Regions from separate parts of the Homo sapiens genome. Here region 1 is linked to region 2. A link is an interaction called in ENCODE POLR2A ChIA-PET data of the cell type or tissue named here. Cell type or tissue: IMR-90. All regions are shown on one strand. Each heading gives the region's core, and the rest is flanking DNA. Links, peaks and the distances in the headings are about the cores only.

Region 1 (15,652 bases), core at 5,028-9,027, 140 kb before region 2:
TATCCAGAGTCCATCTCTCTCTAGACTGAGAGGTCAGGGTTCATAGCTTTAGAGGAAGGGTAATTTTTGCCCCCACCTTTAGTCTAAACACAGCTAAACTAGCAGCAAACGCTATTGTAAATACAGAGGAAGTTGCAACTAGTGATCAGCCTTTCTCCTGGTGCCACTCAATCTCCCAGAAATAAGAACTAAAGCTTCCCCTCCATCAGTTTAAACAATCTCTTTGCTCGAGGCTGCAGATGCCACCACTGTTGGGAGCTAGCAGTGACAGGGCTGCTGCCTTGGGTTATCACTGTGGCTCAGGCGTCAATCAAATTGACCTTTTCAAATTGCACCAACACATCTCGCATTCACAGAAATGGTCTGCTGTGACCTTCACAACAATTGTTCCTAACCACTTTAGGAAGTTCTGGGGGAAGGAAGTAAGTAGGTAGGGCGGAGATGGCTGTATACATACCAGGGTCAGGAACACCTGTAGAGTACGAAAGCAACAGGAAGTCTGCCCAAGAGTCCCAACTTTCCTCCATGAAAAAGCGCTCTGTCAGATTCAGGCATTATGTTTCCATATAAAAGTATAACCCGGGTCTGGGAAATTTATAAATCATTACTTTTAAACTTTACAGAATCTGATAGCACGGGACTGTCAGGGAGCCAGGAATCTGCATTTTTATCAAGCCCACCGGCTGCTACTAGTACAGGTGGTCTGTGGCTCAGACTTTGGAACACTGTGCTATAAGGAATTGTGAGTCATTGTCAGGTTAGCATGGAGGAACTGGTAACACAGATGAACATTGCACCTGGATGCCAGGCCAGGCTTTGGCAGTCTGTATGACCGACCCTGGGTAAGACAATTTAATTCTCTGAGACTAAAGGCCTCAGGACTAGACAGAAGACCTTCAAAAATTTAGAAATAGCTTCTAAATTACGGCCCAAAGGCCTACAGATTTGGAGCACTGGTCCAAACAGAAGGACCAGGGTTCTGCAGGCATGCCCTGAACACTCACTGAAGTTCTTCGTTGCAGAAAACTCCAGCAGCCAAGGTGGAACCTCTTGCCCAGGGCTGCAGTCCTAGAACTCTGTGGTCATGGGATGCAAGAACTGCATCTTTGCTCTCAGCCATTTCCAAGTAGGAGAAAGGGAAAGGAAGAAGATTCTATTTATGTAGTGCATTATATGCATTATTTTTTAAATTCTCACTTAACCCTAGTATCATTAGTCTCCTTTTGAAGATGAGAGAATTGAAGATCAAAGATGTGAAATAACTTGCCCCAATTCCCCCAGGTCTCATGGCTATAGAATGCTTGAACTGAAATTTCAGTTCATGTCTTCCAAGATCCAGGTGCCATGTTCTTTCCACAAAACCATTCAGAACTGGAAGTTTTGCTGTGGCCATCCTGAAGGCCTGGCTGTTTGGAAACCCTCCAGATACCCTCACCTCTCCCTGACATCCATCCCACACCTGTTCACCACTCTACTTCAGAATCTCACACACCCTGGGTCTTTCCTCCATCCCTGACCTCCAGCTGATCGCTCAGCTGAACTCATTTCTTATCCCTACAACTTCTTGACTCCCAGTAATTAAAATACATCAGCTGCCACTTCTCCTGGGCTGAGGAGGATGTTTCTGGCCCACAACTACTCCAGCCACTGACTTCAAGATCAAGTCAGCTGGGTCCTGGAAAACTCAGTGTATCCCTAAGGATTTCCATGAATTGAGAATCTCTAAATGAATGCTTAAGAGGCATTTGTGCACTTACTGATTCTAACCCACACATACACAAGCACATACACACAAACAAATATGCACACACAATACACATACACATACACACACAGAGATCTCTTCTCAACTCAGGGCAGAGATATAGAAAACCCTCAGGGAGAAACCAGTGCCCTTCTATTAGGAGATGACACATCAAACTTCAACTTCCTAACAATAGTGATTATTCTGGGATGCTGGGCACCCCCTAGTGGGAGTAATGGAGAGAGAAGACAGACTGTTTTGGTGCTGTTCTCAGTAACCCATTCCACCCACAACTTCCTGCCCCTTCGCTGCCTTCTCTTTCCAGCCCATCTCACTGTTCTTGGAATGATTCATTCTTCCCACGATGATTGGGCCTTTTGCCCCATAAAACCCTCCCTCTCTTTACAGACATAATGGACTAAAACTAAGCAGAAGGCAACTCAGGCAGAACAGCAGGAAAAACTTCCTATGGGGAGAGCGATTAAAATCTGAAATGACCTTACAAGGCAAACTAAGTAAGACCTAACTGCACTGGGCAGAACAATAGAGAATATCTCAGAAAGATATTCTTGGAGATGAAGAGGATGAGGGAAAAGCTATTTCCCTGATTTCATATATTAATGCCCCCATCCAACACTCTCAGACTGATTTCATGACAATATAAATGCCCTGTGCTACATCTAACCCCTTTTAAGACCAAGAGAACACCCAACATTTATACATTTGAAATAAACAGATGAAGCCTGTCCCAGCAGAGTGGCAGCTCATCCATGAACTGGGCACTATGTAGTACTGTGGGACATTCTGAACATTTGTGTACTAATACCCACTCTTTTCAAGGCCACTGCCATAGCTCCCCACGACGGGATGAGTCCTACTATACTGTAAACAATAAAGTGTTTTCTGAGTGTTTACGTTATACCAGGCTCAAGATTCGTAAGCATTTTTAAGACATGCGCACATCTAGTTCAGTCCCTTCTCCAAACAAGGGCCTTAATAAAAGATAGGGAGAGTAACATATTTAAGTGCATGCGCAAAGAATCCTTCTGGGCATATTCACAGTTCTTATTTTAGTTAAGTATTTGATAACTTGTTCACTGGGTAAGGGGCCAGCCAGTCTCATCTTGGGGACCAGTGCCTGTCTCTAGTAGATGTGACAATTATACAGCACCCACCTTCATGCAGAGCTTTGGTTGTTATGATCTTATTCCTTCCTAGATTTGAGTCATCAGCTCATTAGTGCCCATTCAACTTAGCCTTCCTCTGATGAATCCTCTAAAACCTTGCTCATAATTTTACCGATACCAGCACAGGATTTTCTCTGCTATGCCTCCTGCTTCATCTGGAGCCTAGTGACTTGGAGAGTCTAATCTCACAACTGCTTACAATGTTAATCCCTTTCATCTCTTCTTTTAGAACCATGTGGTGATGTTCATCTTTCTGACAACCAAGAACCTTGGAAGAATCTCTCGCCTCAGGCGCTCCTATTTTTGTGCCTAGCTCGGCCGCCTTCCAAATCACCAGAGGCATCATAGAATGCAACTGTCTGTGGAGGGTTGGAGGACGAATTGGACACAAATTCATTGGACGGCTGAAGGAAAAAAGAAAGGTCAAGGATGCTCCAGCTTGGCCAGCCTCGCAGGCCTGACAGCAGAAGCTGGAATTCTTTCTTTTATAACTTGGGCTTGAATTAAAGGCATTTTTTTTTAGTCCAGAGACCTTTGGCCTTCACTCCAAACAGAACACTCAGTGGGGTGGAGCAAGGCTGTCTGTTGGCAGGAAGGGCATGCTGACCTCTGGCCCTAATGCCTTCCCTAACCTGGAAAGACATAAAAGCTGTGGTGAGTTAGCTGAGCCACCTGGAGGGCTCTGTCAGTATGTAGAATGTTCTAAATCATGTAAGGGGCCCTGCCTTTGTAAAGAAGAGTGGTGATGTGTTTATGGGCTCAGAGAAGAAAACATATGGAGAGAAAATGAGAATTAAGAAGAATAAACCTAACTAGTGGCTGCTTTGGGTGTCTAGAAGACAAGTAAAACTCAGAAAAGAGGCCCCAGTTCTGAGAGGCAGAGATAAGGGAACTTCCAGTACATCTGTCTCTATTTTCAGAAGAGATAAAAACCAAATCATAAATCTAAAGATGAAGGTACATTCATCTGGGGAGAGGACTAAACAAGCTGTTATATTTCAAACAGCTATTAGGATTGCAAAAATGAACACTTTTAACTTGCTAGTGGAAGCATTTCTTTCCTGCAAGTCACCTTGGATCAGATTAGACAACAAAGAGAAGATAACAAAAAATTATTTTTTTGTGCAGGCTAAGAAGCATTAATTTAGGCTCTTTGTACTAAGCTAGATTCCCGTCCTGGATGCTTTCCAAGAAAAAGCAAAAAGTGAGCAACCAGAGCAGTTATGGGAAATTCAAGTGTGTGCTTTGTTGGGAAGGATGAGAACGGGGGGTTCCGCTGGCCCAGAGCTGCAAACGAAATCAATGGTCTGCAGCTTGGGAGGTGACCAGAGGACCCAGGCCACTGGATCAGGCGCTCAGAGAGCCAGCATGAGCCTTCAAGGCAGTGCTTGTGGGCAGGAGGACAGGTCTGAGCTTCCTGCCAGTGCCTATGGCAAGTTGGATATGTATTTGCCAGTATCCCCAAGGGAAGGGGTTCTGTGCCAGCTGGAGCTCTCTCAGGAAAGACAGGTAGCTCTCAGATGAAGTCCAAGGAAACCAGGTGAGGGCTTGAATTGTGGCCAGCGAAGCAGGGTGTCTAACACCTGAGGAGGCCAGATGGGGGTCAGGAGCATTCAGGCAGGGAAGAAGGGGTGTGACATGCCCATGAAAGGTGGGTGTGGGCATTCCAGGGCCTAGATAATGTTTATGGAAGAGGTTTCTATCACAACACAATACAAGGCACTCTTGCTGTCCTAAAACCTTTTCTCCAGCTGAGTTTCTGACTCTTTTAAAGCCACAATGTAGGCCAGACATGGTGGCTCACGCCTGTAATCCCAGCACTTTGGGAGGCTGAGGCGGGCGGATCACCTGAGGTCAGGAGTTTGAGACCAGCCTGACCAACGTGGAGAAACCCTGTCTCCATTAAAAATACAAAATTAGCCAGGCATGGTGGCGCATGCCTGTAATCCCAGCTACTCGGGAGGCTGAAGCAGGAGAATCACTTGAACCTGGGAGGTGGAGGTTGTGGTGAGCTGAGTTTGTGCCATTGCACTCCAGCCTGGGCAACAAAGAGCGAAACTCCATCTAAAAAAAAAAAAAAAAAAAAAAAAAGCCACAATATAAGGACATTCTCAGGAACATTGAAGCTAAGAGGCCATAGATTGAATAAGATGGCCAAATATGCCACACGGAGCCAAAGAAGCAAGGCAAGCCTCTGCAGAGTCCCATTTGACGTGAAGAGGCAGATAACCAATGTTTCCGAATCATAGTAACTGAAGTTAAAGGAATGACTCCAGGTCATCACTACGTTGATTTCCTTTCCCTCACTTCTGGGAAGGTCTTAAACCCCTCTACAGTGTCTTTCCACCATTTATTTCCCCCCTTGCTTTCTTCCACTTATTCCCAGTGGTGAGCAGGGGCCAGTTTATACCACCTCCCAACTCTGTGTTCAGTAATTTACAATCAGCCGCGATGGGAGTGTTTATGCCTTAGAAATTGGAAAATGCTGCAAATCAGAGCTTTCTGTTTTTTTTCTGGAGAGCCAGTTGTTAAACAGCTCCCAGTACATCCTGCCTGTGACTGAGAGTTTTTGCATGGGAGGAAGAGGCCGTGTACTGAGGCGGACAATGTTAGAAGTCTGGGGATGGGAACAGAGAAGCCCAAAGTGCTGGGTGGGAAGTGGTGAATTGCCAAAATTGGTTCTGCCTCCCTCACGGACACACACACCCCAGCCCCAGCCCCAGCCTTGGGTTCAGTATTTAACAGTCATTCAGTAAGAAGCTGTTCCATATCTACAGGGATGTGGAGGCAGCTTTCTATTGATTTGGAGGGCTGGATACCTTCCTGCTCGAACATTTTTTGAGGTTTATGGTACAGAATACAATAACCTAGGTACACATAGTGTACATTCTGTGTATTAGGCTATTATACCATGCACCATATGTTGCATATTATCCATTTTCCTCTGTGGATTTAAAGGTTTCACATACATTCAATCTTGCTTTTCCTCTTCCAACCCCCCATGTAACAATGTGTGTTCCTCTTCCCCCAAACGTGCTTCCCGTTGACCTTTGGACTCAACATCTTGTCTATTTTTAAAATGTTCCTGAGCCAGATAATTATTACACCCTCTAAAGTAGAGTTCTTTGACTTTAATATACATAAAATCACCTGGGGAATCTTTTTCCAATGCAGGTTTGCATTCAGTTTTGACCCCATAACTCTCTCTCCCTTCTACTTCTTCAACTTTAAGAAGTTCCGACTATACCTCTGGAAGAAACAGCCTCTCACAAGAGATTGGACGAGGAATAGAAGTCTGAACCAAGCAACCAAATCTATACCCAGGTGGGGTTGGATTCCCTTTCAAGAATTTGAAGTAGAATGCTGTCCTAGCCAGAGTTCCTCACCCCCAAAAGCAGAGCCTGAGATAGAGATTTGCAGGCAGTAATTTATTTAAGGATCCCAGAGAATAGAAGTGCAGGATATGGGAAATGACAAAAGAGAGGAAGAAAAATCAGTACAAGGGTATGTTATTGAACTGGGCATGGCAAAGGGCAAGCAGTGCTCCCATTCTGTAGGACCTGCTAATGAGCTTTCTGATAGGCAACTCTGTCCATCTCAAGCATTTATCCAGGCTTTCCTTTATGAACAGTACTGATTAAATGCTTGATAACCCTTTATTTTCCAGTTTTCAGATAGTGACTTCATTCCCTGGCATCCTCCAAAAGTCACCAATAAATATTATTTTAGTATGATTATGAACCACGAGTTTAAATATATTTGATGTATTTAAATCCATTGCAGTTATTATTCTAATTAGTGCTCAAATTATCCCATCTTTGGCCAATGGAAGCTTATTTATGCTAGCTACTAGTCTTTTTGGTACAACCTCAGTCATCTTTGATAGCATCCTTCCTTTCTGGTGTAATAAGATATTCTAGAGCAGCTCTATTCAATGGAATTTTCTATGATGATGGGCATGTTCTTCATCTGTGCTATATGATACTGTAGCCAGTAGTCACATGTGGTTATTAAATATTTGAAATGTGGCTAATGGAACTGAGGAAATGAATTTTAAATTTAATTTTGATAAATTGTATTTCAAATAGCCACCTGTGACTAGTTGCCACCATATTGAACAGCACAGCTCTAGAGTAGCTTTTTGTGTAACAAATGAAAAAATTTAGGTACAGAGAAGCAGGACTTGTCTGTGATAGAATTCAATCTTTATCATTAGAACAGTGCAGGGACTGCCTGCATCTAAATAATCTGGGAAATCTGTAAAATATTGATTTCTGAGCCTCTCCCCCAGATATTCTGATTTATCACATATGAGGCGGTGCTCAGGAATCTGTTGTTTTATCGTTGTTATTTTAATGTTACCATGTGATCTAATGAGCAGCTCTGGGAACCACTACATTAGACAGCTGGAATGTAATATTTATGTTACAGCTATGGTTCATTGAAAATCATTCCAACCAATCAATTGTACATCTTTAACTCCATATGGTCAGTTTTAAAACTTCTCAGAAGACCATAGCACTCTGCCAGTTATGTAATCAAGAGCTACGGGTGCTTGTAGAGGTTTGCCTCTCCCCGGCTTCAGCACAGGCCTCATTCATCCATAATTTAAAAAGACACAAAACCAAGCCAAGAGTGAACAGCTTTCCTCCTCAGACCAGCCATTAGGATCTACTGTGCCTCCTGTGTATGTCAAGAACTGACATTTTACCCTGCTTGCACAAAACAAGTTAGCCTGCCACAGATTCAGGATACTGGCAGAAGACATGAGACTCCTGGGCCAAAGGCAAAGGACTTTGTTTCACTCAGCACAGCAAGCAATGTGAGATTTATGTTCATATTAGTTCTTGCCCCCCAAGGTCCAAGAGGGTAACAGAGTAGCCCAGTAGCACACACAATGGATTCCATCATGGCCGAATAACTCCAATAATTTATAATGAGCTACAAATAAACTTGCTCAACTTTGCCCCAAAAAGAGGCATCATCTTTATTATACTATGCAGCAAGCAAACCCTCTCTGTTCCAGAGGGAGATACTACCTCTGTCTTCCAAGGCTGCTTTCCAATATGCAAACATGTTTGGAAAATGCTATCAATGCTTCTGCTTGAAAACATGAAGAAATATGAGAGACCTATGGAGAACTGTCTCCCCCAGTACATATCCCAGGGCACAATTCCTGGCCCATCTGCAGCATGGTGAACCCCTAGAACCAGAACAGAAACCCTAGAATCTATACAGTGTCTATATAGAGACCCTTCTATTCCATCCCAGCTGTGATGACTTTGGATGTGGCTCTGTCCTCTGGGGGGATGTAGTAATGCATCCTTAGAGGAGCAGTCTCTAAAGTCAGTCTATCTGAATTCACATCTCAGCCATGACACTTACTAACTGTGTGACTTTGGGAATTGTATGTAACCTCTCCATGCCCCAATTTTCTCATCTACAAAATAGGAGTAGGTTAATACCTACCTCAAGGTTATTGTAAAGATTATATGAGATAAAACATGTATTTAACCCAAGTTATATAGCAAATTATCAGTAAACATTAGCCATTGCTATTACCACTCATTATTATTAATTCTTTCTCATGACTTTTCCCATCATAGTGGAGCCACCTGCTCATAGAGAACCCTGGCACCCATTGGCTTCTTCCTAATCCTAGATTGTACTTCCATTGCAACTTCAGAGCCAATTTACCACCCTATGGGGTTTGCTGTATTCCAGAAGTGGGTGAGTTATGGCCCGCAAGCCAAACTCAGTCTGCCGCCTGTTTTTGAAAATAAAGTTTTTTGGAACACAGTCACACCCATTCATTTACATATTTTCTAGGGCTGCTTTAGTATCGCAATACCAGAGTTGAGTAGTAAAGCCTAAAATATTTACTATTTGGCCCTTTGAAGAAAAAGGTTACCAGTCCCTGCTCCATTCTATTCACAGACTATATACCAACTCCATCCAACAACCTTTAAGATGGGTTGTTGATCAAGAAGACCAGGAAAGGGTGGCAGTGAATTACTGCTACCTCTTTTCATTAGAAAAATAACTCCAAAGTACTATTAGGAAGGCATCAGTTTAACGTTTTAGAACACTGCTTTGTATTACTCTTCGTTGAATTGGATTGTTTACACTGTCCATCAACTGGCCATTTAACAAGCAAAACATTAGTAAACTGTCTTTGTGTAAGAGTATTAACTCAAAGACAGAAGACTTTTTTAAAAGGAAATTTCCTTTTGTTAAAGGATTTTATCAAAGAGTATTCTAAAAAATGAATTTGCTTTTTTTAAATAAGAGTAAATATAGATAGAATTTATCACTTTCATTCTCTCCACAAATATCCTTAACATGTTACTAACCCTCAAATGAAGACAGGCATTAGATGAATATTTACGACGGCCATGGTTAATGAATATTATTCATTAACTATGTATTTAGTACTAGGTTTCAGAACAGAGTCATGAGATATGTTTAGTCATTATAACTGAATAATATGTTTAGTCATTACAAATGACTATACTAACCCCTCAGCAATGAGAATGTCAATATCCATATAAAATTTTTAACTTCTTTTATAAAATACCCTTTCAGAGCAGAGGCAGAAAGTTATTTGACAAGCTGTGACTAAATGATACTGATAGATTTTTTTTATTTTCATTTATTTATTTTTTGAGATAAAGTCTTGCTCTGTCAGCCAGGGTGGAGGGCAGGAGCACCATGTCGGCTCACTGAGACCTCTGCCTCCTGAGTTCAAGCGATTCTCCTGCCTCAGCCTCCCGAGTAGCTGGGATTACAGGCACCCACCACCACACCCAGCTAATTTTTGTATTTTTAGTAGAGATGGGGGTTTCACCATGTTGCCCAGGCTGGTCTCGAATTCCTGACCTCAAGTCATCTGCCCGCCTTGGCCTCTCAAAGTGCTGCTGGGATTACAGGTGTGAGTCACCATGCCTGGCCAATTGATGTCTTTATCACATTCAGAGGCCAGACTTTAAGAGCCTTCTGAAAAACAGCCTGAAACCCAAAAGTGCAAAAAAGGGAGAGGAAGGAGAGAGTGTTTAGTGTTTAATAATTTGTGGGGTTTTCTTGTTTTTTTCTTTTTATAGAGATGGGGGTCTCACTACATTGCCCAAGCTGGTCTCAAACTCGGGCTCAAGCAACTCTCTCGCCTCAGCCTCCCAAAGTGCCTCAGCCTCCCAAAGGCATTAGCCACCATACGAGGCTGGGAGTTTTTGTTACGGGCCAGGGTATTGTAAAGTTCCCCAGGTGATTCTAAAGTACAGCCAGGTTAAAGCCCATTGATCCAGGCAAACTCCTACTGAAGCCTAGGGGTACACTTCAAGTCTGCTGCCCTTTCTGCAGCCAAAAGCTTCTCAGAGGCCCCCAAATCACAGCAAATAAACAACTGACCCTGTATGAAAAAATATATATATATTCAGAACTTTCCTTGGATGGGTGGGTGGGGATAGGTTTGGGTGGGTTTGTACGGCACCAAGAATAAGAATTTAGCCTTTTCAAAGAACAGAATAAAACTTGAAATATTTAAGATCTACCACCCCATAATACGGGCATGATGTAATCCCTTAATTGGTGGTGTACCTTTGGCCCAGTTAGTATGCTTTGTCCCAGTGTTTGGGAATGTGTCCTCTTAGCCATCCTGTTCTTGGTTTAATATTCAGCAAGGTGACCACCATTATTTACAATTCTCCTGAGAGAGTAGCCCCAAAACTAGGGATTTGGCATGCTCCCTCTTATCTCTTTGCCGTGGTGCCGTGGTGTTGCAATTTAAAGTGCTTCTGAGTTGTCTCTTCCTTTGGGAATTTCCTCTGGAGCAGGAGATTAATCATTATGCAAATATTAAATACTCTGAACATTCTAGAAAGGAACGGAATTTGTTTAAGCAATCCTGTTACTGCTGTTTCAGTGAGATGACAAACAGCTGTTGTGATTTGTCCTGCATTCAAATTCTACTGTGCAGTTTGCATTATATCAAATTATATTTAATTTTTCCTTGAGATTCATATGTACCTCTGCCAAAACTTCTGGATTCCCATGAATCTTCAAATATATCGACCATCACCCAGCCTGTTTGCACCCACTCCGAGACCTAAAGGCTACTCTGGGAAAAGATATATTAAAACATTTCTCTCTCGGAATGTTAGTTTGACTGAGATGTTATTTAGATTCCTGAAATAGCCTAAATGCTTGGGGTGATCTGAAAGGAAATGCTGCGGTCTAATGTTGCTAATAAATAGGGGAAGTCATGCTCTCTCAGGCACAGCCGTAAGGGAAAAACAAAGTCCTCACTTTGTCCTGAAGGTCAAAACTCCATGGCTTGGCTTGTCGTATTCTCTCCCTCTGTGTCCTTGTTGGTTTCTAAACAATAGACTACTGGTTAATAATTCCCTATATTAAAACTCCCTGTTCAAATCACTGTGTGGTTTCTCTCTTCGGGTCTGACCCATACTGATATGGGATCCTTGCTAAACACTGAACGCCCCAAGGGCAAAAGGCAGGGCTGGGACCAGGGTGAGGCAAGTGAGGCACACAGCTTCGGCTTCGGGGATTGCAGGTCATTCAAGTGCAAGGTCACCTGAGAGTGAGTGCCTCCTTGAACAGTGCACCTTAGGTCCATTGCTTCACTCACCCTCATCTATACCCTGCTCTGCCATTTTCCTTTTTTTTTTTCTTTTGAGACAAGAGATTCACTCTTGTTGACCATGCTGGAGTGCAATGATGTGATCTCAGCTGACTGCAATCTCTGCCTCCCAGGTTCAAGCGATTCTCTTGCCTCAGCCTCCCGAGTAACTGGGATTACAGGCATGTGCCACCACACCCAGCTGATTTTGTATTTTTAGTAGAGACAGGGTTTCATCATGTTGGTCAGGCTGGTCTCAAACTCCTGACTTCAGGTGATCCACCTGCCTCAGCCTTCCAAAGTGCTGGGATTACAGGTGTGAGCCACCACACCTGGCCTCTTTCTTTCTTTTTTTTTTTTTTTTTTTTTTTTTTTAAGAGAGTAATCTAGCACCGCCACAGAATTCTAGCAGGTGCTCAATTAGCATTTAGTGAAAGACTGAATTACCTTTTCTTTCTTGGAATCATTTTCTTAATTCAGTTTAAAAAAACATTTGAGTCTGGGCCAGGTGCTGTGGCTCACAACTGTAATCCCAGCACTTTGGGAAGCCCAGGTGGGCAGATTGCTTGAACTCAGGAGTTCAAGACCAGCCCAGGCAACATGGCAAAACCCCATCTCTACAAAAAGTACAAAAATTAGCCAGGTGTGTGGTGGCATACACCTGTAGTCCCAGCTACTCAAGAGGGCTGAGGTGGGAGAATCACTTGAGCCTGGGGAGGTCGAAGCTGCAATGAGCTGTGCATGATTGCACCACTGCACTCCAGCCTGGGTGACAGAGTAACACCCCATCTCTTTAAAAACAAACAAAAAAAAAAGTCTAGATATAGTATAGTATGGTACTCAAAAGCCAGACTTCAAAGTCTCATAGACGCAGGCTCAATCCTAATCCTAGTATGACACCCTGGTCCAGTTACTCTCTGATCCTCAGTATCCTTAAATATAACATAGACATATTAATAACACCTACTTCATAAGGCTGTAGGAAAGATGAAATAACATTATGCACATAAAGGATTTAGTTCAATGCCCTCAAATGTTACCTTGTAGTTTTGATAGTAGGCTAAAGTCACTCTCCATTCAATTAGCTAAAAAGCCTCCCTAGTCTGAGTCACAGAATGACGAAATAAAAAACAAAATCCATTATGTCAGTAATTAGTCTTTTGCGGGGGGAAGGGGGTCTAAAGTCACAAAAATCGAGCATTGCCTTTCTCTGTCCTGAGAGCCAACCAAAAGCCAAAGTAATCAAGGTTTAAGAAGAAAGACAAAAAGCAGAGCCATACTGTTGATCTCCTTTCGTATGAGGGAAGATTGGAGTCGAATAAATATTGAATCACATATTTTGTTTTCATTTTTAAAAGTTAGAACTTTACTCCAATTCAATAAGAATGGTTAGTGCCCCTTTCAAGTTCTAGGAATTATGATAGGAAATAAAGATGCAAAAAGAAGATATCCTCCTTGCTCTTAAGCAATTGAAGGTCTTGAGGCTCCCAAGGAGGGAAAGGGCAGGGACCTGGCCAGGGAATCCTTCCCAGAGGAGAAAAAGGTATTGGTATTGCCAATGCACTGCGGAAGTGGAAAAAAGAAGAATGGAAGCCACTAATTACTTGCATTATTTAAGTGACTACAGCAAGATGGTGCTTTGTCTGAAATTCACTGCTAGTGTATTTGTTCATTTTGAGCTCGTCTTAGTCCATTCAGGCTGCTATAACAGAATGCCACAAACTGGGTTGCTTATAAACAATGGAAATTTATTTCTCACAGTTCTGGAGGCTGGAAGTCCAACATGAGGGTGCCAGTGGTTGAGTTCTGGTGAGGGCCCTCTTTCAGGTTGCAGATACCAACCTCTCACTATCACCTTACATGGAAGAAGGGGCAAGCTAGCTCTCTAGGGTCTCTTTTATAAGGGCACTAATCTCAATCATAAGAGCTTCACCTATGAGGTGAACTAATGACCTCCCAAAGACCCCACTATCCTATCACTGTGGGGTGTAAGATTTCAATATATGAATTTGGGAGGACACAAACATTCACTCTATAGCAAAGCTGCTAATATTGACAATGATAGCTACCACTTATTGAATGCTTAGCATATGCTAGGCATTTTATATACCTCAATTCATTTTTAATCCTTCCAAAAACCCTGAAAAGTAAAAATTATTATCACAATTTTACAGATAAAGAAACTACCTGCCAGGCACAGTGGCTCATGCCTATAATCCCAGCAGTTCGGGAGGCCAAGGTGGGTATATCACCTGAGGTCAGGAGTTCAAGACCAGCCTGGCCAACATGGTGAAACCCCGTCTCTACTAAAAATATAAAAATTTGCTGGGTGTGGTGTCAAGTGCCTGTAGTCCCAGCTACTTGGGAGGCTGAGGCAGGATAATTGCTTGAACCCAGGAGGCGGAGGTTGCAGTGAGCTGACATTGCACCATTGCACTCCAGCCTGGGCAACAACAGTGAAACTTTGCCTCAAAAAAAAAAAAAAAAAAAAAAGAGAAAGGAAGGAAGGAATGAAGGAAGTAAGGAAGGAAGGAATGAACCACCAGGCACAGTGATGTACACCTGTAGTCCCAGCTACTTGGGAGGCTAAGGCAGGAGGATTGCTTCAGCCCAGGAGTTCAAAGCTGGAGTTCACTATGGTCGCACCTATGAATAGTCACTGCACTCTAGCCTGGGCAACATAGCAAGACTCCATCTCTTAAAAAAAAAAAGGGGGGGGGGGAGAAAGAGAGAGAGAGGAGAGAGACAGAGAGATAAAGAAGGAAGGAAGGAAGGAAGGAAGGAACTGAGGCTCTGAAAGATTAGGTACCTTTCAGCCAGAGTAATGAAGTCAAGACCATTTTTCCCAACTGTGCCCTTAACCTGCTACTGCTGACTTTGTCCAGTTTCTAGGAATTCATTTTCTGCTTGCACGAAAAAAAAATCACACAGGGCCTATAGAGCATTTCTAAAACTAAGCAAATGTGACCTGAATTCCTTTGTAAAACACTGGCTACCATATAGTCCAGATTCAACCAGCTTTTATGCGCAACTGGAAATTTTAACAGAAATATGGATGTGCTACCCAAACCTGATCAACTTACTATATCACATCTCTAAAACAGTTCTACCAGATTATTAACTGCAGCTACAAAGAATAACCCCAGAAAATGTTCTTGGATTTTATGTCATCCTTAGTCCAATATGTAAAACTCCCACGGCGGAGAGCCTAACACAGAGTGGGCAATCACCAAATATTAGTTCCCTTATCTTTCCCTTCCTCTAGTGTAAGTTGTAGAAATTAAATAGTGAGCTAAGCAAGTAGATCAGGAGAGAACCCCTGGAAATCAGGTTAACCAGAAACAGGATAGATAATTACAGGCTAATCACCGACAGGCGTGGTTCACAGCCCCCTCCAAACCACCTTTCGAGGGATGATATTGCCAGTTATGGTTTTACCCAGGAACTGACCTTGGCCCAGAGCCTTCAATTCACTCGGCTAGGGACTTTGCATACCAGAGAAGTCATTCCCAGCCAATAGATATACTTTCCACATTCCCTTTAAACAAGGCTTGTGTTGGTGTTAAGATAAGCTCGCTAAGGGTAACTAAAGGACAGGGTTGGAAACTATGAAACAAGGATAGGAAAAGTAGGCTACATAAATAGGAGCCCCTGGAACAACTTTATGAGCAGCCCCAGGGAATGGCTTTGAGGTGGAGGGAAGCAGGGAATGTATATCATGACATATCAGTTTTGATACCTGTGTTCCAAAAAGAGCATTTATGACATTTGAGCATGTATTTATTGGTTTGGGAAGGAGTAATAATGAGATGATACAGTAAGCACTTTGCCTGGTGCATAGGAAATAAGTAGGCAATAAGAAAGAGCTGCCACTATCATTAGAATGAAGACTTTGCTCTTTGCTCTTTATCATTAAGACTGTAGTTTGTGGCTGGGTGTGGTGGCTCTCGCCCGTAATCCCAGCACTTTGGGAGGTTGAGGGGAGTGGATCACAAGGTCAGAAGATCAAGACTGTCCTGGCTAACACTGAGAAACCCCGTCTCTACTAAAAATACAAAAAATTAGCTGGGTGTGGTGGCATGCGCCTGT
Region 2 (15,652 bases), core at 5,502-9,501:
TGAAAATGCATTCACTGTACATGTCTGGATTTATTTCTGGGTTCTCCATTCTGTTCACTGATCTATGTATCTGTTTTTCCAGCAGCATGCTGTTTTGGTTACCATAGCTCTGTAGTATAATTTGAAGTCAGGTAATGTGATTCCTACAGTTTCTTTTTTTTTTTTTCCTTAGGATAGCTTTGGCTATTTTAGGTCTTCTGTGGGTCCCTAAAAATTTTAGGATAATTTTTTCTATTTTTGTGAAGAATGTCATTCATATTTTGATAGGAATTGCATTAAATCCTTAGATTCTTTTGGGTAGTATGGACATTTTAACAATATTGATTCTTCCAGTCCATGAACATGGAATATCTTTCCATTTTTTTTTGGTGACTTCTTCAATTTCTTACATCAATGTTTTATGTTTTCATTGTAGAGATCTTTCATTTTTTTGGTTAATTCCTAGGTGTTTTATTTTATTTTATTTGTAGCTATTGTAAATGGAATTTCTTTCTTGATTTCTTTTTCAGATTGTTCACTTTTGGCATACAAAAATGATACTACTTTTTGAATATTTATTTTGTGTCCTGCAGCTTTACTGAATTTATCAGTTTAATAGTTTTTTGGTGGAGTCTTTAGATTTTTCCAAATATAAGATCATATAATCTGCAAACAAGGATAATTTGACTGCTTCCTTTGCAATTTGGATGCTCGTTTATTTCTTGCTCTTGTCTGAATGCTCTACAAAAATTTAATATATAAATATATGTAATATATATTATATGTATAAAGGGATCAATTCAGCAAGAGGATGTATATAGATAGATGTGTGTGTATGTATACGTATATATATACATATATATATATAGAGAGAGAGGATATATATGTAGTGACCTTCTTAGCTCTTCTTAACAGTTTCTATTTTGAAATCTTTTTTTTCTGATATAGCTACTCCTGTTCTTTTCTTGTTTCCATTGGCGTGGAATATCTTTTTCCATCCCTTTATTTTAGTCTGTGTATCTTCATAGGTGAAATGTGTTTCTTGTAGGCAACAGATCATTGGGCCTTATTTTCTTATCCATTCAGCCACTCTGTTTTTTGATTGCAGAATTTAGTTCATTTGCATCACATCAGTGCTCAAAAAGTTGTGGATTTTGGAGCATTGTGTATATCAGATTTTTGAATTAGGGAAATTCAACGTGTATTGGCAAGAGTTAAACATTCCACTCTTTCCTGGAGAACCTAAGTCACTTTGACATAGAGAAGCAGTCTTGATTTACATCCCAGATGGCAGAGCTTCAGGTAAGAGACAGTGTTCACATCCATCGTAACTTTGTTGCTTATAAGGACAAAGAACCTTGGGTTCATTTTATAATCCAATCCTGAAGTCTGCCCCTTTACATACAGCTCTCCTTTGCTCTAAGCCTATCAAAACACCACTTCATTTAAATTTCACCTCACTTCCATTTTATTCAAAATATTACAAAAACTCTTATCTTTTCTTTTGGTGAGATGCCCTAAGATTTCTCTGGCGTGTAGTTTTCCTCATTGCAATGGGTCAGTAAACCTGAATTTGTCAGATGACGGGTTTGTTCCTGTGGTCTGTGGCTGATCCGGCTAGAACACTGCCAATTCTTGAGACTTATTTGGGAAAAAAAAATTAAAAATGGATCAAGATGAGAGCTATGGCAGAGCTTGCTAGTAGAATAGAATTTATATATATATTCTTTGGGGCTTTATTTTCAAGTTCTGATAAGGTGTTATTATATAAATAAGTTATAGATCTGGAATCTTTTTGTGATTTAAAGTCAGAATTTAAAAGTTACTTATACTCATTTGTGGTATTGTTTGCAGCACTAGTTATTATAATATGATACAAATGCAGATAGATAACAGTGATTCATTAGGTAGCAACTCATAGGAAAAACTCTTCTAAATGGGGAAACTCATTCCTTTTCCAACACAATGAAAACTACTGAGGTTGATAAACAGAGAAACTTGTAGTGAGAAAATAGGGTATTATGCTTTGTTTCCGTGAGAGCAACATGCGTTAAATTGTAAAGCTAAATTTTAAAAGTGCAAAAAAGTACCAATAAGACCTTATTCCACTATTTTTTCATGGACCTCCAAAGTTAAATGTTATGGAATATTCTCTCCTGCCAGCCTTTGACATTAGTTTTTTCTTTCCTGAGAGGTAGTAGAGGTGCTTTCTGCCTCCTTATCTTTCATCATAGAGTGGCGAAACATTGGGGATATGATTTATCTGGTGCCTTTTCCCATCTCCCTTGAGTGTTTTTGTGGATCCCTTGCCACCATGTGCTTATTCAGTGCTGCCTTGTGTTTATCGCCATCATGAATAGAGTAGTTGTTACATCATTCATGATAATTATTCTTCAAAGGTTAATCATGGATAGCTTAGTCACTCTTAAATTTATTAGAATCATACTATGACTTGAGGCTGACTGAGCTGGAGAGATTGAATATTTACACATTGAAAGGTAATAATGCTCCAAAATAAAAAAGCAACTGACAAAGGACTTTTTGTTTTGTTTATCTGCAGTGTATTTCTTATTCTCAGTCCTCTGTTTATGACCAGTGATTTGGCTTCAAGGATGTTTATTTAGTACTTAATTTAGTTAGAAGGAAGATACGGAGATATGGTTCCTGCCTTCCAGTAACTTGTTATCCAATGTGAAAACTAGAATGTTTATGTAAGTAGCAGCCTAACTACGGAGAACCCATTGAGCAGAGTGTGTGTGCATATGTAGGTGGTGGTGCTGGCAGTAAGGAACGGTGATGGCTGTGACTAGAAAGACTTAATTCATGGGTCACTGAAGATCCGCCTTTGACTATTTACTCCGAAATACTCTGGGTTGGGAATATCTAGGTAGGATGCTGTGTGAAAGAATACACATAGTGCAGAGTGGCTGATGTAGCCTAACTTATATTTGGTGGGTTCCATAGAAGCTGTGAGTTCCACTTCCCTTGGGATAAGGAAGTAAAACTTCAGATGAGCCTTCAAGACTGGCTAGGATTTTGCTAGTAGAATAAGAGAATGGAGGGTATTCCACATGAGGATAGTATAAAAGCAAAGGTAGTATGAAAGTACTAGGCCTGTTTGGAAGTAGTAGTTTGATTTGTCTAGAGTAGTATGCTCTATGTGAGCATGGTGGGAAATAAGAAGTGGAAAACTGATGATAGTTTATGGAAAGCCTTAAATACTAGCCCAAAGCAGCCAGGCCCAGTAGCTCACGCCTGTAATCCCAGCACTTTGGGAGGCCGAGGCGGGCAGATCAGCTGAGGTCAGGAGTTCACGATCAGCCTGGCTTGGTGGCTCGCACCTGTATTCCCAGCTACTTGAGAGGCTGAGGCAGGAGAATCACTTGAACCTGGGAGACGGAGGTTGCAGTGAGCCAAGATCACACCACTGCACTCTAGCCTGGGTGACAGAGCAAAACTGCATCTCAAAAAAAACAAAAAAAAAAACTAGCCCAAAGGTTTAGATTTTACCCTGTAAAACAGTGGGATTTCGTTTGTTTTTACAGGTTAGTAACATGGTCAGAGTATAACTGTAGGCAGATTCAGTGTACACAGGCAGATGGGAGAGAAGCCCTGCTGGTGAGAAGACATGTTACTGTTGTGACAGCCATGCTTGAGTTATGTGCAGAGGGAAGGAAGGGGTGACTGCATGAGATTTTAGGGTGGATAGAACTTAAAACGTGATTGATAGGTTACAAGGGATAAGGGAGAGGTACGATATATGTAAAAATTGAGTTTATGGGAAGAATAGGTTTGTTGTTTTGATTTTAGAAACTCATTTTCATGAGTTTTATACAGCTGTGGTTTATGCCTATGTAACCTCAAGAACAGATCAGGAGCTGCTAAAAAAAATTATCTTTAAATCAGATCTGGTGAGAGAACAGAAAGTTGAGAAATTAAAAACGTCCAAAATTAGAACTATTTTATTTAACTTTTTTTCTTTTTTGGGATTTTTTTTTTCTTTTTCTTTTAGAGACAGGATCTCACCCTGTCACCCAGGCTGGAGTATAGTGATGTGATCATAGCTCACTGCAGCCCCAACTCCTGGGCTCAAGCGATCCTCCTGCCTCAGCCTCACTACTGGTTGGTATTAACAGGTGTGCATCACCACACCCAGCTAATTTTTTAGTTTTTTTTGTAGAGACTGGGTCTCGTTGTGTTGCCCAAGCTGGTCTCAAACTCCTGGCCTCAAGTGATTGTCCTGCCTTGGCCTCCCAATGTTCTGAGATTACAAACATGAGCCACTGTGTCCAGCTAAAACTATTTTAAACAATATGTCATTGTTCTTGTTGGTGGGCATGATAAAAACAGAAAATTTTTTGCCCATTGTATTCTTCACTTCCCTTAAAATCTACACCGTGCTCTATTTTTCCTTTTTCTGTCCTTACTCCAGAAACATTTTTTGAGTCTACTATAATACTTACTTTACATATAGAAACTGTAGGGTTGCTGCCATAATTTTTAGTAGGCAGGGGGCGCGATATACTCCAGAGGATTTTCACTAGAAATTCAGTCCTGAGTTACGGGTACCTTCCTTATTTTGGGCCTTCCATCAGAACCACTCGGGTAAACCTGGCTCTCAAAAGAGCTGGATCCAGGTAAGAAAAGGAGACCAAACAGGTTTATAGGTCAGGAAGCTCAAGTTAAGCCCTCCTTCCCTGACTACCTGGACACAATCCATTTGCACTAGAGAATGTTTTCTCAAATATTCCTTTAAAATAAGAAAGGAGTGGAACTGGTTCTTTGGGATGAAAAAAATCTTAATTCTTTTTATGTACAAAGCACAGATATATGTATGTATATATGCATAATACATAAACATGCAGAATATCTGTGGTATTAAAATTTCTTGGGGAGAGGCATTAGGAAAACAGAGTTGGGAAACACAGCATTAGGGTAGACATTTTTTCTTTTTATCTTAAAGTTGAGGTCTCACTATGTTGCCCAGGTTGGATCAAACTCTCACCTCAGTCCCCCAAATATCTGGGACTACAGGCTTCCAACACCATGCCCAGCTCTAGAGTAAGACTTTTTTTTTAGGGAGCCAGGGCCATGGTTTCTTTCTTTTCTTTTTCCTTTTCCTTTTCTTTTTTTGTTTTTTTAGATAGAGTCTCATACTGTCACCCAGGCTGGAGTGCAGTGGCACAGTGACAGCTCACTGCAGCCTCAACCACCCAGGCTCAGTCAGTCCTCCCATTTAAGCCTCCCAAGTAGCTGCGACTACAGGCTCACACCACCATACCCAGCTTATTTTTAATTTTTCTACAGATGAGGTCTCACCATGTTGCCCAGGCTAGTCTGAAACTCCTGGGCTGAAGCAGTCCACCTGCCTCAGCTTCCTAAAGTTCTGGGACTACAGGTGTGAGCCACTGTGCCTGGCTTCTTTTTTTGTTTAGATAGTTTGAGCAAGGGAATTTCTACTTGGCTTTGTGGAACCCAAGTTCAAAGGCCATTCAGTAACAATGTATGTAAATGTAAGTGATACTTATCTTAAACATTAATCAAGAACACTTACTAAAATACAGCCAAACAAATAAATAGACTCTAAGTTATTTTTATCAGGTGAAGTATTTGAAGGGTTGTTTTCTTCATTCTCATTTCTGAAAAAAATACAAATATTGCTGTTTTAATCATTTTTTCATTTGTTTTGAAATAAGTAGGAATCAATAGGATTATTAGATACTTCCTTTGTATTTCTGTGTTATTGATCAGGGCTTTAATATTTCTTCAAAAATTCAAAGTTGGGTGCTGCTTCTGTGGTTTTAGAAAAGTTTTTTCTAATTTTATGTTGTAATTACTTAAGCCAATTTCTTATCTTTTTAAAGATTAGCCAGTGGGTTTCAAGATACCCTGATAATTTAATATAGTGTTTCAGAGTATTTCCTGGTACTCCAGTAGTTTGACACAGTAATTGACAACTTAAGAGAAGTTGGAATGTTAGCCATAGATTACTGTGTAAACCAAAAAATAAAGTTCCAAGGCCTCCCAACCATCTAAACGAACCCCTCCACTGGGCCAAAGGCATTCCGAAGTTACCCTGAAAAATTCAGGCCATGATGGAAGCAGAGGTGGAACTACGCCCTCTTCCCTTTCTGAATTCAGGGAAAGCTGACTGGTATTAACATCAGTACAGATCTTACATCTCAAGAGAAACATTTCTTCGTCTGAAATTTCGTCTGAAACATTTACGTCTGAAGAGACGCCTACTACCTGGAGGTTTCATCTGCATGATAAAACCTTGGTCTCCGCAACCCCTTATCAGAACCCAGACATTCCTTTCTATTGATGATAACTCTAAACCAATTGCCAATCAGAAAATTTTTAAAATCTCCCTCTAACCTGGAAGCCACCACCTCCACCCCCACCCCACCACCCTGCTTCAAGCTGTCCCACCCTTCTAGATCAAACCAATGTAAATCTTAAATGTATTTGATTGATGCCTCAGGTCTTCCTAAAATGTATAAAACTAGGCTGTACCCTGACCACCTTGGGCATATGTTCTCAGGTCTCCTGAGGACTCTTTCATGGGCCATTGGTCACTCATATTTGGCTCAGAATAAATCTCTTCAAATATTTTACAGAGTTTGACTCCTTTCACGAACAACTGAAGTACTGTTAATTTCATTTATTGTTTCTACCATATGAAATGGAGTTTAGAAATTATGTATTTTGAATGACACCACACATGAAATTAAAAGTTAATTTGAAATTGACTTTAAAACACTTTTACATGTAACGTAGATGTGTGTTCTCACTTCTCTGTGTTTAAAATAGAATGGAAATGGGAAGATTTGAGAGTGAAATACCCATAACAATGGCATGAGAAACCTTGTTGATTTTTCGTAGTCTAAGCTTACATTTTTCTCTTGGCTATAGGACATTTTAAAAATTACTATGGGCCGGGCGCGGTGGCTCACGCCTGTAATCCCAGCACTTTGGGAGGCCGAGGCGGGTGGATCATGAGGTCAGGAGATCGAGACCATCCTGGCTAACAAGGTGAAACCCCGTCTCTACTAAAAATACAAAAAATTAGCCGGGCGCGGTGGCGGGCGCCTGTAGTCCCAGCTACTCGGGAGGCTGAGGCAGGAGAATGGCGTGAACCCGGGAAGCGGAGCTTGCAGTGAGCCGAGATTGCGCCACTGCAGTCCGCAGTCCGGCCTGGGCGACAGAGCGAGACTCCGTCTCAAAAAAAAAAAAAAAAAAAAAAAAATTACTATGGCGTAACCCAAAAATAAAATTCTAAGCCCCCCAACCGACTGATGGAGGCTCTCCTCAGCCAAGGGCATTCCAAAGTTAACCTGAAAAACTAGTTCAGGCCATGATGTTACCATCATAATGAGACTCCGACATCCTCATTATACCCTCCTCCCTTTGGAATTCAAGCTCAGCTGACCAACATTAACATTTAAATAGAGATCTTAAGACTAGTGAACAGACTTTTTATAGCAATAAGACACAGAATTCCAGCCTGACTCTAGTATAGCATCACATGACAGATAGCAGGCCCTGAAAGAAATAGAAGTATTTTATCCCAAGTATATTTCTTTGATATATTTTGAAATGGTCCTGCAAAGCCGTCTCTTGTGGGGGAAATCTGTATTCTATAGAGGATTCATTTTTCCTTTCCAGGTCTTTTTCCTGATCCAGGAGAGAATTAACTGAGTCTGGCACTTCATAGGTCTGACAAAAGCTCTGAAGTCTGCTACCTGGAGGCTTCATCTGCATGATAAAACCTTGGTCTCTGCTACCCATTATCTTTTTTTTTTTTTTTTTTTGAGACAGAGTTTCTCTCTGTTGCCCAGGCTGGTGCAGGGGCACCATCCTGGCTCACTGCAAGCTCTGCCTCCTGGGTTTATGCAATTCTCCTGCTTCAGCCTCCCAAGTAGCTGGGATTATAGGCATATGCCATCACGCCTGGCTAATTTTTGTATTTTTAGTAAAGATGGGGTTTCACCATGTTGGCCAGGCTGGTCTCGTACTCCTGGCCTCAGGTGATCCACCCACCTTGGACTTCCAAAGTGCTGGCATTACAGGCGTAAGCCACCGCACCTGGCCCACCTTACACGTTTTGATTGATGTCTTATGTCTCCTTAAAATGTGTAAAACCAACCACTTTGGGCACATGTTCTCAGGATCTCTTGGAGCTGTATTACAGACCACTGGTCATTCATATTTGGCTCAAAATAAATCTCTTCAAATATTTTAGAGTTTGTCTCTTTTTATCAATGGTGGTAAAAACACGTCACATGATACCTATTCTCTTAACAAATTTAAATATTTAGTACAGTATTGTTAACTATAACCATTATGTTATACATTATGCTCTAGAATATTTTCATCTTGTGTGACTGAAATTCTTTACACATTGAACAGCAACTCCTAATTCTTACTTCCCCCAGTCTCTGGCCATGACCATTCTGCTTCCTGGAGTGCAAATGTCTCTTTGAGATTCTAATTTCAGTTCTTTGGGGTATATACCCACAAGTGAGATTGCTGGATCATATTGCATTTCTATTTTTAATATTTAGAGGAACTTCTGTACTGTTTTCCATAGTGGCTACACCATTTTACATTCCCATCAACAGTGGACGGGGGTATTCATATCCTGGACAACACTTGCTATTGTCTTCTTTTTTTTTTTTTTTTTTATAATGGCTATCTGAACAGGTGAGAAGTGACATTATGTTTTTGATTTGCATTTCCCTGAAGACAGTAATGTTGGGCATCTTTTGATATAGATCTGTTGGCCATTTGTATATCTTTTTTTGAGAAATTTCTGTTCAAGTCCTTTGCTCTTAAAAAAAAAATCCCCAGTATGATTACTGTATAAATGACAAAAATTGTATACTGTTTGTTTACAGTTTACAACATGGTATTCTGATGCATATGTATGTTGTGAAATGATCAAATCAAGCTATTTCATATATCCATCACCCATTCAACCATAGCTCTTTTTTTTTTTTTTTTTTTTTGAGACAGAGTCTCACTCTATTGCCCAAGCTAGAGTGCAGTGGCACAGTCTTGGCTCACTGCAACCTCCACCTCCTGGGTTCAAGCAATTCTCCCACCTCAGTCTCCAAAGTACCTGGGATTACAGACACCTGCCACTATGCCCAGCTAATTTTTTGTATTTTTAGTGGAGTCTGGGCTTTGCCATGTTGGCCAGGCTGGTCTCAAACTCCTGACCTCAGGTGATCCACCCACCTCGGCCTCCAAAAGTGCTGGGATAACAGGCATGAGCCACTGCGCCGAGCCCTTTGCTCGTTTTTGAATCCAGTTATTTGGTGGGTTTTGTTTTGCTGTTGCATTGTAGGAGTGCCTAGTAACCCCTCATCAGATATATGGTTTGCAAATATTTTCTTACATTCCATAGGTAGTCTTTTAATTCTGTTTCTTGTGCTGTGCGGAAGCTTTTTAGTGGTGGAATTTCAGTTGTCTGTTTTTGCTTTTGTTGCCTGTGCTTTTAATGTCATATCCAAGTAATAATTGCCAAGACTAATATTATGAATGTTTTGGCCTGTGTTTTTCTATAAGAGTTTTATGGTTTCAGGCCTTGCATTTAAGTATTTAATTAATATTCAAGTATTTAATAAATTAAAGCTGAATTTTTTGTGTATGTAGGATAACGTCCAATGTCATTCTTTTGCATGCTGCCATCCAGTTTTTCCCAGCACCTTTGTTGAATACTGTTTTATCCCATTGCATAGTCTTGGCATCCTTGTGAAAGAGGATTTGACCTTATATGCATGTGTTTATTTTGGGTTTTCTTTTCTCTATTCCGTTGGTCTATATGTCTGTCTTTATGCCAGTGCCATATTGTTTGATTGCTGTAGCTTTGTAATATGTTTTGAAACCAGGAGTGTGAGACCTCCAGCTTTTATTCTTTTTTCTCAAGATTGTTTTGGCTATTTGGCGTTCTTTGTGGTTCTATCTAAATTTTAGGATTGTTTTTTCTATTTCTGAAAGAAAAAAGTTGCTGTTTGTTCTCCAGATTACATTGAATTTGTAGATCGCATTGGGTAGTACGAACATTTTAACAATGCTCTTTCAGTCCATAAACATGGCATGTCTTTACATTTATTTTTCTAATTAAACGTTTTGTAATTTTCAGAGTACAGGTCTTCCTCCTCCTTGGTTAAGTCTATTACTAGGTATTCTTTTTGATGCTGTTGCAATTGGGATTATTTTCTTAATTTCCTTTTCAGATTGTTGTTAGTGTATATAAATGCATTTGACTTTGTATCCTGCAACTTTGCTGAATTTGTTTATTAGTGCTAACAGTTTTTTTGTGGAATCTTTAGAGCTTTCTATATGCAATGTCATGTCATCTTCCAGCAAATATAATGTTACTTTTTCCTTTTCACTTTGGATGTCTTTTATTTCTTTTTCTTGTTTCTGGCCAAAGGACATTTAACATGATCCAGGATAAAGAATCAGAAGGATGAGAATTATTCCAGATGTATCAATTCTAAATAAGAGCTACTTATTTCAAAATAATATCTAGTAGAAAACTGTTCCTTCATGTTTATTTTTTTCAGGTGAATTTAAGTATAATTTTTTCAGGATTCAACTGGCATTTTTATTGGAATTACATTAATACAGTTATTAATTCATAAGGTACTTGCTGTCTTTACCATAGTAAGTTCTTCTATTCAGAAGGGAAGTGTCTTTTGTTTTTTTCAGGTCTTTTATCTCACAGAATACTTTGTTTTCTTATTTTCCTTTTGTCATCTTTATTTCTGTCTTCTACATGTTTAACATCTTCATGACTCTCATAAGCTAACATGGTTTTCCAGAAGCATCTTGACAGATGTCATTATAATGAAATAATTACTTGCAGTATCAAACAGCTATTTAACATGAAAACTAACAACAGAGCAGATTCTGTTTTAAATGATAATTTAATAATATTAAATTAAATATTTAATATTTAAATAAAATGTAGTTTAAATAATGTTTAAATAATCATTTTAAAGATTTTAAAAGCAAGTTTAAACTTTGTATGGAGCCTATGGGTTTTAAAGCTTATTCTTAGGTACACAATTTAATTTGACATATTCTAATATGTTATTGAAGGATTTTAAAAAATTGTTTCTGCCTTTTTTTCAAGTGTTTGTTGTCCAAGAGCACAGTCATATATAGTAAATAATGAAAATTTTGTATTTCTACTGTTTATACCGCCTTATTTTTTTTTCTTTTGGGTTTCAATTGGTTATTACCTTTAGAATAATTCATTAATTCATTTATATTGAAAGAGTCTAATGTGCTAGGGAAACACACATATAAGTAAACATATAATATGTTAAGTGTGGTACATGGGGAAAAATAGAGTAAGGGGGCATAGAATTGTGACTATGGGTAGTTGCTATAATGTATATTATTATAATATCATATTATTACATAAAACGTGATATAATTGCTATAATGTAGAGACAAAAGGGTGTGGGAGAGAGAGGGAAACAGAGAGAAAGAAAGAAACAGAAGAGAAACGGGAGGCAGAGACAGACAGATTTGCCTGAGATGATACAACTAGTAAGTTGTGAAACCAAGTTTTATAATTAGATATTCTGATTTCAAAGTGCATATCCTTAATAGTGACACTGTGCTAGATATGTAGACAAGGCCAGCAGCAAAGTATGGACTTAATGTGACAGAAATAAGGGACCTTTTCAGGGTTCATCTTTAAGCTGTTATTGTTTTGATTGTTGATATAGTTTAGCTGTGTTCCCACCCAAATCTCATTTTGAGTCATTCCCATAATCCCCACATGTTATGGGAGGGACTTTGTGGGAGGTAATTGCATCATGGGGGGCAGTTACCCCCTGCTGCTGTTCTCGTGATAGTGAGTTCTCATGAGATCTGATGGTTTTATAAGTGGCTTTTCCCCCTTTTGCCCATACTTCTTCCACCTGCCACCATGTGAAGAAGGATGTGTTTGCTTCCCCCTCTGCCATGATTGTAAGTTTACTGAGCCCTCCCCAGCCATGCCACACTGTGAGTCAGTTAAACCCTTTTCCTTTATAAATTACCCAGTCTTTGGTAGGTCTTTATTAGCAGCACGAGAATGGACTAGTACAGTAAATTGGTACCAGGAGTGGGGTGCTGCTGTAAAGATACCTGAAAATCTGGAAGCAACTTTGGAATTGGGTAACAGGCAGAGGTTGGAACAGTTTGGAGGGCTCAGAAGAAGAAAAGAAAATGTGGAAAAGTTTGGAAGTTCCGAGAGACTTGTAGGGCTCAGAAGACAGAAAGATGTGGGAACATTTGGAACTTTCTAGAAACATGTTGAATGGCTTTGATCAAAATGCTGATAGTGATATGGACAATAAAGTCCAGACTGAGGTGCTGTCAGATGGAGATGAGGAACCTGTTGGGAACTAGAGCAGAAGTGACTCTTGTTAGGCTTTAGCAAAGAGAGTGGCGGCATTTTGCCCCTGCCCTAGAGATCTATGGAGCTTTGAACTTGAGAGAGATGATTAGGGTATCTGGTGGAAGAAATTTCTAAGGAGCCAAGCGTTCAAGAGGAAGCAGAGCATAAAAGTTTGGAAAATTTGCAGCCCAACAATGCGATAGAAAAGAAAACCTCATTTTCCTCAGGAGAAATTCAAACCTGCTGCAGAAATTTACATAAGTAACAAGGAGCCAAATGTTAATCACTAAGACAAGGGGAACATGTCTCCAGGGCATTTCAGAGACTTTTGCAGCAACCCCTCCCATCACAGCCCTGGAGGCTTAGGAGGAAAAAATGGTACTGTGGGCCAGGCCCAGGGCTCCCCCTGCTGTGTGCAGCCTAGGGACTTGGTGCTCTGCATCCTAGCCGCTCCAGCCGTGGCTAAAAGGGGCCAACGTATAGCTCAGGCCATTGCCTCAGAGGGTGCAAGCCCCAAGCCTGGCAGCTTCCACGTGGTATTGAGCTCACAGGTGCACAGAAACCAAGAACTGAGGTTTGAGAACCTCTGGCTAGATTTCCAAGGATATATGGAAATACCTGGATGTCCAGACAGAAGTTTGCTGCAAGGGTGGAGCCCTCGTGGTTCTGCTAGGGCAGTGCAGAAGGGAAACATGGGGTTGGAGCCCCCACACAGAGTTCCCACTGCAGCACTGCCTAGTGGAACTGTGAGAAGGTGGTCACTGTCCTCTGGATCTCAGAATGGTAGATCCACTGACAGCTTGCACTGTGTGCCTGGAAAAGCTGGAGACACTTAATACCAGCCTGTGAAAGCAGCCAGGAGGGGAGCTGTACCCTGCAAAGCTACAGGGTTGGAGCTGCCCAAGGCCATGGGAGTCCACCTCTTGTTATCAGCATGACCTGGATGTGAGACATGGAGTCAAAAGAGGTCATTTTGGAACTTTAAGATTTAATGACTACCCTGTTGGTAGTCATTAAACTTTAAGATTTAATGACTATCCTGTTGGATTTCAGACTTGCAAGGGGCCTGTAGTCCCTTTGTTTTGGCCAGTTTCTCCCATTGGAACAGCTGTATTTACCCAATGCCTGTACCACCACTGTATCTAGAGAGTAACTCACTTGCTTTTGATTTTACAGGCTCATAGGTAGAAGGGACTTGCCTTGTCTCAGATGAGACTTTGGACTTGGACTTTTGGGTTGATGCTGGAGTGAACTAAGACTTTGGGGGACTGTTGGAAAGACATGATTGTGACTTGAAATGTGAGGACATGAGATTTGGGAGGGGCCAGGAGTGGAATGATGTAGTTTGGTTGTGTCACCACGCATGTCTCATCTTGAATTGTAGTTCCCATAATCCCCATGGGTTGTGGGAGGACCCAGTGGGAGGTAATTGAATCATGGGGGCAGTTACCCTCTGCTGCTCTACTCGTGATAGGAGGCCTATCTTTATAATGTATTTCTCATGAGCCTTGAACAAAGTTCTTTAAATCCTTTGGATTATTAATGTATTAAACTCTACTTTTTTCTTACCCAAATCTACATTTTTTATTTACCTTTAAAAATCGAGTATGTGGAATTTTTCTTTGAATTTTTTTCCCACAAAAATGTTGAATTTAATTTGACCATTCTCACAATCACATAGAGTTGACTTAATAGTACAAAATGATACACTTTGGATCAGTAGTATTTCATGGGAAGGCTGCAGTTGAAAACCTAAAGCCACTAATACATTCTATTAGAAATAAAAGGAATAATATGTAGGCAATTAATTATATAAAACATGCTAACAATTGGATGAAATTAAACCAAAAGCTGATATTCTGGATTTACAGTCATCATAGAAAGGAATTATGTGGTGCTGTAGATTGATTCAGTCAACAGTTCTTTATTGATCACATCTTTGGTACTAGGGGTACAAAGATGATGAAGACATAATGCTATCCTAGAGGACTTTGTATTCTAGTGAAGGCAAAGACATGCAGACATCAGTGTAATATAATAAAAGTGCTCAATACAAAGATCACTGTAGAAGTTATGATGCTTATAGTTATCTGTAACAGAAACCCCAGCTGAAGTGGCTTAAACAATACACAGAGTTTATTGGTCATGTACAGGTATATCTGAAAATTACAGAGACAGGTGAGGCTTGCTGTAATAGCTCAGTATGCTTCCTTTTACCTGTTTCTCCTCAATGCTTTCCACATGTTAACTTTATCCTAAGGCTGACTCCCTTTGAGGTTGTATCATGACTACTAATAACTCTCAGGGCTACCCCCAGAAAGAGAGCTTTTGTCTTCCAACCATCAGACTAAAGTCTTGGGTTCACTCTGACTAGATCAACTTTTACTGTATGCAACTCTTTCACTAGATTGACTAAAAGTATAATTTTGGGTTGAGTGAGAAACTAAAAGTCCAGAACTTCCAAAGTACCTAGTATACCTATAAAAATTGGTGTTAGTCTTATTTTGGCTTTATTATTCCTAATTTTGTTTTCTTCTAATATACAGAAAATCAGGAATCCTCAATGGTGGGAAGTAAATTGATAAGATCATAGTTCAATAATCTTCCAAATTTTTGAAAGCCTAAAAATTATGTCTTTGGAGATTTGTGATTTTGTGCTCATATCAACGCAGAAATTAAGAACCCAACATAACAACTGTCTCTTCTCCATTATTTCTTTCCTTGTAACTGGGACAGTAAGGTGGATTTTGATATTGGGTTCACATGGTTCATGGTTGGGCTGTTTCAAGTCTCAATTACATTTGCAGTAGCAAAATGCCAAGGCCAGAAATGTCAGGGCTTACCACAATGACCTTATACTTATGATTTGAGCAGTAATTGGGGAAGCCTTCTGTTTTTTACTTTGCTACTAATTTACATTTAATCAGGCTATTCATAGTATATAATACTTTAAAAGCTGAATTAGTAATACAAAGCTACTTTTCTTTCAGAGTAAGCACTTCCATTTGTTCTCTTTCTGCATAGTCTCTGGTTCACCACATTTGCATTCACTGCAGTTCTGTTTCTCTCCATGACAAGTGTTCATTCAGGAGCCACAGCATGTGACACTGCTATAGGATTGCCAGATCTTATTTTAGAGAATTTGGACAAGGAGGCAGTAGGAGAGAGATTATTTGCTAATAGTCTGACCAGGCTAAAATACAGTCCCATTCTGCATTATAACACAGTTGGAACAAGGCACTCAAATACAGGATAAGCCTGTGA

The links. ChIA-PET counts read pairs that join two places held together with the same protein. Peaks named below come from ENCODE experiments on the same cell type or tissue, not always from the same donor. Only the 100,000 strongest peaks of a DNase experiment are listed, where the experiment ranks them.
Region 1: POLR2A ChIA-PET joins it to region 2 with 5 read pairs; 4 of 35 experiments call an interaction of 5 or more read pairs at or near these places.

What each region holds. Positions count from the first base shown.
Region 1 is chr2:39,500,151-39,515,802 of GRCh38, reverse strand. The region is part of intron 3 of MAP4K3-DT (MAP4K3 divergent transcript); the gene reads right to left. Among named protein-coding and RNA genes, the nearest start is that of MAP4K3-DT, 71 kb to the right of the region's middle. RefSeq lists enhancers at 1-168, 3,401-3,695 and a silencer at 257-477. In IMR-90, for the core only: no CTCF peak of the experiment used is centred there; a DNase peak (open chromatin) is centred at 7,362; H3K27ac peaks cover 1,596 bases.
Region 2 is chr2:39,357,007-39,372,658 of GRCh38, reverse strand. All of the region lies in intron 2 of MAP4K3 (mitogen-activated protein kinase kinase kinase kinase 3), which reads left to right. Among named protein-coding and RNA genes, the nearest start is that of MAP4K3, 72 kb to the left of the region's middle. RefSeq lists a silencer at 3,201-3,374 and enhancers at 6,828-7,394, 7,395-7,961, 7,962-8,528. In IMR-90, for the core only: no CTCF peak of the experiment used is centred there; no DNase peak of the experiment used is centred there.